3 separate regions of the Homo sapiens genome follow, and regions 2 and 3 are each linked to region 1. The links are chromatin contacts, found by Hi-C in ENCODE. All regions are on one chromosome and are shown on one strand. The core of a region is the stretch at or near the end of the contact, and the rest is flanking DNA. Distances in the headings are between cores, read along the strand shown. Region 1 holds the start of CAMK2D (calcium/calmodulin dependent protein kinase II delta). Region 2 holds the start of FAM241A (family with sequence similarity 241 member A). Region 3 holds the start of NEUROG2-AS1 (NEUROG2 and ZGRF1 antisense RNA 1).

Region 1 (2,700 bases), core at 114-2,613:
TTTGAAAAAGACCGTCCATAACGCTGTTTTTGGTCTGCGGCTAAATTTGCAATTGCATAGTTTCATTAAGGAGAACTGGAAAGAGGGCCCAGAAGTTGTTCTAGCAATCGGCAGCAGTTTATCTATTTTAAATCGTAATGCATACTTTTTTTTTCCTCCTACTGAAAACAATGGCAGATATGCTAAAGGGAAGGACACATTCTTGAACTGCTAAATGGTTTTTCCAGATAGCCATTTACGGAGTGCACTCAATTGCCACTATCTGGCTGAAAGCAAAAGCACACACGACGGCCCCTTTTCTTTTTTCCCTTTGCAAAGCGAAACAGTCTAGACGTGTTCACGTGATGTGAATGACGTCAGCCCCCGCCGGGTCGCGTGACCGACACCCAGCCTTCCTACTACCTCCCCCTGACCGCCAGAGTGGGAAATATCGCGAGAATTCGCCTTACTATCAGAACTTACTGAGGTTGCAGGGGAGTTACTCAGAAGGGAAGGGAAGGTGTGGTTGTGCGGCGGAGTTTTTGCTTTCATTCTTTTAACGTTCACAGCCAAAGCAAAGGCCTTTGGGGATTGCCAGAGTCTCAGCCACCATCCTGGAAAACAGCGGGGGAGGTGGGCCTGGAGGTGGCAAGTGTAATGTGGCTCAGGGGCCGTCATTGCCCCTTGCAGAAGGGGCTGCGGGGGAGGGAGAAAACCTGCGCCCGGTTCTGGGGAGCTGGCGACGCAGTGAACCCTGCTGAGGCTGGGTTTTGCCCCGACAGTCGCTGGTGGCTGTGGGAAGGGTTGGGACCCTTCTCTGAGAGCAGTGAACAGCCCACATCCGGCCCCTGCTGTGTCAACTCTGAGCGGCGTGGAGATGAAGTGGTTGCTCTCCCTTGCTCGGCCCACCGGGTGTCGTGGCCCGGGAACCGGCCTGGAGAAGTCCCTGCTGCCCGGCGCCCAAAACAGGGGCGTGGGCTTCCGCGACCCAGGGCGGCTGCCCCGGGCCATCCTCGAGTTGCCCTGCATCTTCCCGCTCAGTCAGCCCCAGATTGAGGCAGCCTTCTCTGTGCGGGTTTAAATGGGTAACTGTGACTTCTCGCCTCATTCACCCAAACCTCCAGTCTTCTCCCCCGCACATCCTCCTCCACCCACCTGGTTTCTCCCTAGACTGGTGTGCTCGTGTGTGCAACCAAAGGAGGGAGTGCGAGAGATCCACGAAGGGACAGGCTTGGAGTCGCTAGAGGGAGGTGTGGGACCAGCGAGGAGGGGGCTTCGCCAGGGAGGGGGTGCTGGCAGGCGGAGGGAGCGGCGGGAGGAGGCGCCGGAGGAGGAGACGGAGGCCTGGGGACGGCAGAAGAGGCTTCGCCTGAGCCGAGCGCTCTTTCTCTCGCCGCGCCGTCTTGAAGCCGCGCGGGCTCGTGAGCAGCGCGAGGCCGCCAAGGTGCCTCGCTTCGCCGGAGCCGCTGCCGCCCGCCGGAGGGAAGCCGGCCTCGGGCGCGCACGCTCGTCGGAGCCCCGGCGCGCCCCGCGCCTGAGCCTGCTGACAGCGGCCGCTGGGCTCAGGCTGTCCGCTCTGGGCTCCGCGGCCTCGGCCCCGCTGCACTCCACCTCCGCCCCCTCGGACTCCCTCCCCTCTGCTTCTACTCCTCCTGCTCCAGTGCGGATCGTTTCGCAACTGCTTGCCACTCGTCCCGTGCCTGGCTGTTTTTCCATTTCCCGGCCCCCTCTTCTTGAGTACTTTACCCCCTGCATTTGGGGACAGGGACTGGAAAAGGGGCGGGTGGAGCGTCCAGTGGAGAAGAAGGAAGCGAGGCCCGCAGGAGGAGGAGGATCGGCGGACTGTGGGGAGGAGACCCCACGCCACCCTTTCTGGTCATCTCCCCTCCCGCCCCGCCCCTGCGCACACTCCCTCGCGGGCGAGCTACTTTCGGACCAGGAAAGTAAGAGCGGCCCTGGGTGACAGCGCCGCGGGGCCAGTCCCGGGGTTAGCCGCGCGTCTGCTCGCTTCTGGTCCGTCGCGCTCCCAGCCAGGGCACAGCCCGGACCGAGGATGGCTTCGACCACAACCTGCACCAGGTTCACGGACGAGTATCAGCTTTTCGAGGAGCTTGGAAAGTAAGCACCTTTGCCCGGCATCCGCATATCCCCTTTCCAGCTGAGGGCGGGTCGCGTTGCCCCCGACCCACCGGCCTCCGTCTTGGGGCGAGGGAGTTTGGGAGAGGAATGGGAGGAGGGCCCCTGGTTTGTCAGCTCTGGGGAAGGTGCTGTCTTAATAAAGGGAGGGAGCACAGAAGGGGTAGGACCCTTACTCCAACTGTGGCTCATTTTGATGGTCCCTAGCCCACCTTCTCCCGGTCCCCCACCCTCCTGCACTGAGAGACTTAGTGAATTTACGATCTCTGCAGTTGTAGCTATCATCCTGAGAAGTGTGCGCGCGCGCCTGTGTGTAATGTGTGTTTGGAGAGGAAATTAGAACCCATGTAAAATGCAACATAGATCATGTTTTCTGTAAATAGAGATGCCTCCTGGTTAGCCGGCGTGTCGGCCGTATGACCCAGGTACTGATGAGAACTCACAGCCTCAGACGGTGCCATATTTATTGATGCCGAAAGTTCAACTTGGCATAGAGTCTATTTCGCATCCAGTAGTTGTTCTGTCCAGGAAAAGGGCCACCCAACAGAACCCAACCCCTTGCCCTATATCCAGTGTTGTTCTTTG
Region 2 (2,700 bases), core at 65-2,564, 1.6 Mb after region 1:
GTAACCTATTGAAACAATGTAAGGTATACATCTATTAATGCATTTAGTGATGATACTGGAATTTGTGAAACGTGACAGAAAGGACAGATGAAGAAAGATGAGGAGAGACAGGTATTAATTGTCCTAACAGTACAGGCTGTAATAAAGGCCAATAATCATTTGAATTCCTGCTCCTTAATGTGAGTCTAAAGAGCGGCTTACCTCAGGTATTTGGAAAGTCTAAATACTGTATTTGCTGTAGAAAATTCATCCAACATACAATTCAATTTTTAAAATTAAACCTTTTGCCTAATCTTTAAGATATTTGATGTTATAATGCCCATTATCACACTTTATTTAAATGAGATAAACTCAGAGAGTTTAAAAAATTACGCAACTTCTCTTTTCCCTTACTATGGCTGGCCTCTTATAACCGAAAGCAATATTCTTGCCTCTCCACTTTTTAACTGAAGCTTTGATCTCATCTGTATTTATGAAGAACGTGCTCTGGGAGAGTCCCTGTCAAGACATTCATTGTAACACCCGCTCCTACTCATGCTTTCAGCGCTGCCCGTGGACGGAATCCACCCACACCTTCCAGACACGCTAGGTGTGGGCTCGGAAACGCAAGATGGAGGGCGGGAGGGGAGCCGGCGTCTCCTAAACCTGGCGCAGGGCACGGACTCGAAGTTGAAAAAGAAGTGTTTACAAGTGAGGCTTTTAAATAAATCACCGCTATGGAGGGCATTTCCTCCGAGCCCTGGGCGCCAGCCTGAGAATCCTCTGCCGGACGCCAGGGGACGAACCACGCTGACCCCGCCAGACACGCGACCCCGGGGCCGGCGCTGGCGTCTGCACTCGCGCGACCCCGCCGCTCCTCCTGGGAGCGCCGTCTAACCGCTCCCGGCGACGACTTCCCAGAGCGCCGGGGAGCCAGTGCCCACGCGGGGCAGAGCTGCGGCGCGGCCCGCGGGCCGGGCCCCTTCCCTCCAACGCCGGGCGGGGCTCGCGGCCCCCGACCCGGCCGCTTCGCCGCCGCCCCTCCCCGCGCTCACCTGCTCGCTCTCCTTCGGCCGCTGTCCGCGCCGCCGCGGGCTCGCCCCGGGATCCCACCCGGTCCCTGCCGCCTCCCGCTCCGCCAGCGCGTCCCCGTCCTCGTCGCGTTCCCCGCCGTCGCCGCCCCGCAGCAGCTCCCCGGCTGAGCACATCCCGCAGCCAACTCCTACCGCCCCGGACAGCCGCCGGAGGACCACGCCGCGACGCACCAGGCAGCGCCGCCGCCCGAAGGCTGCCCTGGGATCCGCCGCACCCGCCGCTGACAGGAGCCGCCGGAGCGCGCCCCGCCGGCCTGGGCGCCTGAAGTACCAGCCCGGCCCCTCCTGTCACTGGCTCGCCCAACCCCCGGCCGTCGGGGCGGAGCCGTACAGGGGAGGGGCCAAGACAGGGGGCGGGGCCAACGGTGTGTTGGGGGGCGGGGGTGTGTGTGTGAGATTGAGAGAGAGGCCGACAGACTGAGAGAAGAAGGGTGTTGTGTGAAAAACTATGGACATACACTGCATGAGGGAGATTGTACATGAGAGAGGCTGTGTGTATGTATGAGGGATATTGTGTGTGCGTAAGAGACCGTTAGAGAGTGTGAGAGAGACGCTGAGCGTGATTTGTGTGTGTGTGTGAGAGAGATTCTATATAAAAGAAACTGCGTATAAGAGATTGTATGCACTTTGGGAGGCCGAGGCGGGCAGATAGCTTGAGCCCAGGAGTTGGAGACCAGCCTGGGCAACCCCATCTCTACTAAAAATAGAATTAGGCGGGCGTGGTGGCGGCAGTGTGGTCCCAGCTACTCAGGAGGCTGAGGTGGGAGGATCGTCTCAGCGCGGGAAGTCGAGGCTGCAGTGAGCAGAGATCACACCACTGCACTCCAGCGTGGGCGACAGAACCAGACCCCGTTTCAGAGAGAGAGAGAGAGAGAGAGAGGAGGGGGGGGGGAAAGAGAGAGAGAGAGAGAGAGAGAGAGAGATTGAGATTGTATGTGTATGCAAGAGACTGTGAGAGAGAGATTGTATGAGGGAACAACAGAAACTGAGAGAGATCAAGTGTGAAAGAGAAATTACTTGTGTGAGAGAGCCAGTGCATATATTTAAGAGAGAGCGCATTTGTATAAGAGATTAGTGTGTGTGGGTTTGTATGTGAGAGAGAAACACACACATGCACCCAGTTACACTCTCCAGCAGAGTACCCCTGTTCTTGCCTGAGTATCTGCCCGTCCTTTTCAAGGAAGACACATTTCACTGTCCCTCTTGTTCCTTTAGCCTCCTTTCCTAGTGTCTCACTGAAGGTCTGTGTATTTGTCCCTTTCTGTTGAGTGCTTCCTAGTGTGTGTTGTTTGTTGGAGCCTTGGGTCGTTTGATGGTGTATCAAATGATGTATCTTTCTGTAACTGGGTAAGAATATGTCTTTCTCAGTGGGTGGTGAGGGGAATATATCCAATTGATAATTATTTTTTGTACTACTCCATCCATTTTATTCAAGGAAAATGGAAGGGTGTTTAAATAAAATATCACTTTTTTTTCTGTGTATGCCTTATCTGTACATTGGGAAAACGATGGGTTATTGTACAGGTAAAATACAGAAAAGTAAATATGGAAAGTAAACATGTGTACACATGGAGAAGAGTAAGAGTTATTTGGGATCTTCTATTAAAATGTTTTCAGGCCCAGAGAA
Region 3 (2,700 bases), core at 128-2,627, 1.2 Mb after region 1:
GCGGTAGCACGGGTCCCCCCATCCGCCCCCAGCGCTCGGGCCCCTAATGAGCTGCTGAAAGGGAGCGGGCTCCGGTGCGCGTGGCTCGCAGGCCTCCCGGAGTCCAGGGCGCCCTGATTGGCCAGCTGCGCCTCGCGACCTCCATTCATTAATAAATTAGCGGCACGCTCCAGCCGAGCGCGAGCCACCAATCACAATGGACAGCGGCGGCGACAACAGCCGCAGCTTGAGCCTCTGCGGCCGCTGCGGCTTCGCCAGCTCCGGCCGCAGCCCGGAGCTCCAACAGGAGCTTTAGAACCATTTTATGTTGATTAGATAAAGGGGGAAAAGAGAGGCGGGGGTGGTGGGAGGAGGAGGATGGATGGCAGGGCCAAGGGAGGGGGAAAGGCGGTGAAGAAAGAGGAAGAAATGAATGATGATAATGCAATGAAAAGAATAAGCCAGAGGAGGGAAAAGCGGGGGAGAAGGGGGGCAGGACTGACAGGAGGAGGAGGCGGTGGCGGGGGAGGAGGGGGCCCGGGGCAGATCTGATTGTTTTCTTGGTGGTATATAAGGGGTTTTAAGGAGAGTCGTGTGCCAGACACGCAGCCACTGAACCACAAGCAGCTTCGCGTTAACTGGAGTGCCTGGGAGTCGCGTGCCAGGAGCCGCACGGCCAGGGACTGACTGACAGACAGACACGCACCACCACCACAACACACGAGACCCGGGCGGGCCGCCGCCGCCGCCGCCGGGGCTCTTGGCAAACTCGCCGGTCGCAGAGGTCCCCCGCGGAGCTGCGCCACAGTAGCGCCGGGCTTGCAGCTTTCACGCCGGGCGAAGGACCCGGCGCTGCGCTCGCAGCTGCGCGGAGATTCCCGGCACAGGCCAAAGTCACAGCAACGCTGAGGCACAGTTAGAGCCAACTAAGTAAGTATTCGAGCCACCGCTTCCAACTACGCAGGTGGTTTCCCCGCACTCAGTCCAACCACACCCGCACGCCCTCTGCTCCGCGCAGAATCTTTGTCGCGGAGGCCGCAGTCCCTTCTCGGGGAGGGAACGCAGGACCGCCCGCGGAGGGCAGGACCCGGCTGACTGGCAGCAGGGTCACAGCGAGCGCTAGCGGCGCTCCTGACCTTGGTTAGCACTGCCTGGGTTTCTTCCTTCGCCTTCCTGCTCCGCGCCATTCGGAGCTGGTCTTCTCGGGTGCGCGCCGGAGCACGCCCCTGTGACACGAAGATCGCGCCTCTGTTTCTTTCCTTACACCTCACTGCCTTTTTCCCCTTTCTCTCTTCGGTAGGATGTTCGTCAAATCCGAGACCTTGGAGTTGAAGGAGGAAGAGGACGTGTTAGTGCTGCTCGGATCGGCCTCCCCCGCCTTGGCGGCCCTGACCCCGCTGTCATCCAGCGCCGACGAAGAAGAGGAGGAGGAGCCGGGCGCGTCAGGCGGGGCGCGTCGGCAGCGCGGGGCTGAGGCCGGGCAGGGGGCGCGGGGCGGCGTGGCTGCGGGTGCGGAGGGCTGCCGGCCCGCACGGCTGCTGGGTCTGGTACACGATTGCAAACGGCGCCCTTCCCGGGCGCGGGCCGTCTCCCGAGGCGCCAAGACGGCCGAGACGGTGCAGCGCATCAAGAAGACCCGTAGACTGAAGGCCAACAACCGCGAGCGAAACCGCATGCACAACCTCAACGCGGCACTGGACGCGCTGCGCGAGGTGCTCCCCACGTTCCCCGAGGACGCCAAGCTCACCAAGATCGAGACCCTGCGCTTCGCCCACAACTACATCTGGGCACTCACCGAGACCCTGCGCCTGGCGGATCACTGCGGGGGCGGCGGCGGGGGCCTGCCGGGGGCGCTCTTCTCCGAGGCAGTGTTGCTGAGCCCGGGAGGAGCCAGCGCCGCCCTGAGCAGCAGCGGAGACAGCCCCTCGCCCGCCTCCACGTGGAGTTGCACCAACAGCCCCGCGCCGTCCTCCTCCGTGTCCTCCAATTCCACCTCCCCCTACAGCTGCACTTTATCGCCCGCCAGCCCGGCCGGGTCAGACATGGACTATTGGCAGCCCCCACCTCCCGACAAGCACCGCTATGCACCTCACCTCCCCATAGCCAGGGATTGTATCTAGAGCTGCCATTTCTGCTACCCACGCCAGGCCTTAGTGGGTTCCCTTTCCTGTCCCCAGTCGAGCCCTCCTCCCTTCCCCTGCCCCTCCTTTCCACGCCCTGGAAACCATCTCACTTCACAGGGCAGGTGTAGCCTTTCTGATTCCTCGGTTGTTTCTTGCATTTCTTGGCTTTGGGTATCCTTCATTCAGACGGGCTCTGATTTACTGAAGGTGTGATGGAGCTTATTGTCAAAGCCAAGGGTGGCGTTTTGGGGGCGCTTCTTGAGACGAAAAAGACCCTGGGAAGAGATGATGGTGGCATATCTAAAGAGTTTGCAGAGCGGACTGACGCTCCTCCCCTTTCTCTTTAACGCCGAAGGACTTGGTGCAGTTCGTGTGAATCTCACAGGGGGAATGCAACTGGTTCCTGTGATCTCTTCACCTTTGCTTCTACATAGAGATGTTAATGTCGAGTAGAAAGAAATGTATCTTAGCATCTGAATGATTTTGCTGGTAATAATATTATCCACAGATTTGCAATGGCTGGCATCTGCTTTATTCCCATTGCTGTCTGCAGGCTGTGGGAATTTCACCTGTCAAACCAAACTTCCCTCTCTGATGT

What was found. Hi-C counts contacts between places; a loop is a spot of excess contacts on that map. Pooled maps may share reads with other maps.
Region 2: a map of naive thymus-derived CD4-positive, alpha-beta T cell shows a loop between it and region 1 (12-fold over the local background). The contact joins the promoter of FAM241A here to the promoter of CAMK2D in region 1. A Hi-C loop is called at or near these places in 3 of 168 maps with a recorded cell type or tissue (CD4-positive, alpha-beta memory T cell, breast epithelium and naive thymus-derived CD4-positive, alpha-beta T cell) and 10 of 50 pooled maps.
Region 3: a loop to region 1 is called in a map with no recorded cell type, with 11 times the contacts of the local background. The contact joins the promoter of NEUROG2-AS1 here to the promoter of CAMK2D in region 1. A Hi-C loop is called at or near these places in 1 of 168 maps with a recorded cell type or tissue (CD8-positive, alpha-beta T cell), 4 of 37 single-sample maps with no recorded cell type and 10 of 50 pooled maps.

What each region holds. Positions count from the first base shown.
Region 1 is chr4:113,760,401-113,763,100 of GRCh38, reverse strand. It overlaps CAMK2D (calcium/calmodulin dependent protein kinase II delta), which reads left to right and starts at 1,363. Exons shown (of 21, transcript NM_001321571.2): 1 at 1,363-2,097. The coding sequence starts at 2,033. RefSeq lists enhancers at 96-634, 635-1,173 and a silencer at 1,167-1,576.
Region 2 is chr4:112,144,068-112,146,767 of GRCh38, reverse strand. It overlaps FAM241A (family with sequence similarity 241 member A), which reads right to left and starts at 1,314. Exons shown (of 2, transcript NM_152400.3): 1 at 1,035-1,314. The coding sequence starts at 1,187. RefSeq lists an enhancer at 404-543 and a silencer at 884-1,533.
Region 3 is chr4:112,514,056-112,516,755 of GRCh38, reverse strand. NEUROG2-AS1 (NEUROG2 and ZGRF1 antisense RNA 1) reads right to left here and starts at 1,377. Exons shown (of 4, transcript NR_161159.1): 1 at 1,116-1,377. It overlaps NEUROG2 (neurogenin 2), which reads left to right and starts at 576. Exons shown (of 2, transcript NM_024019.4): 1 at 576-909; 2 at 1,280-2,700. The coding sequence starts at 1,281. The coding sequence ends at 2,099. RefSeq lists silencers at 1-94, 1,415-1,484, 1,745-1,944 and an enhancer at 2,505-2,644.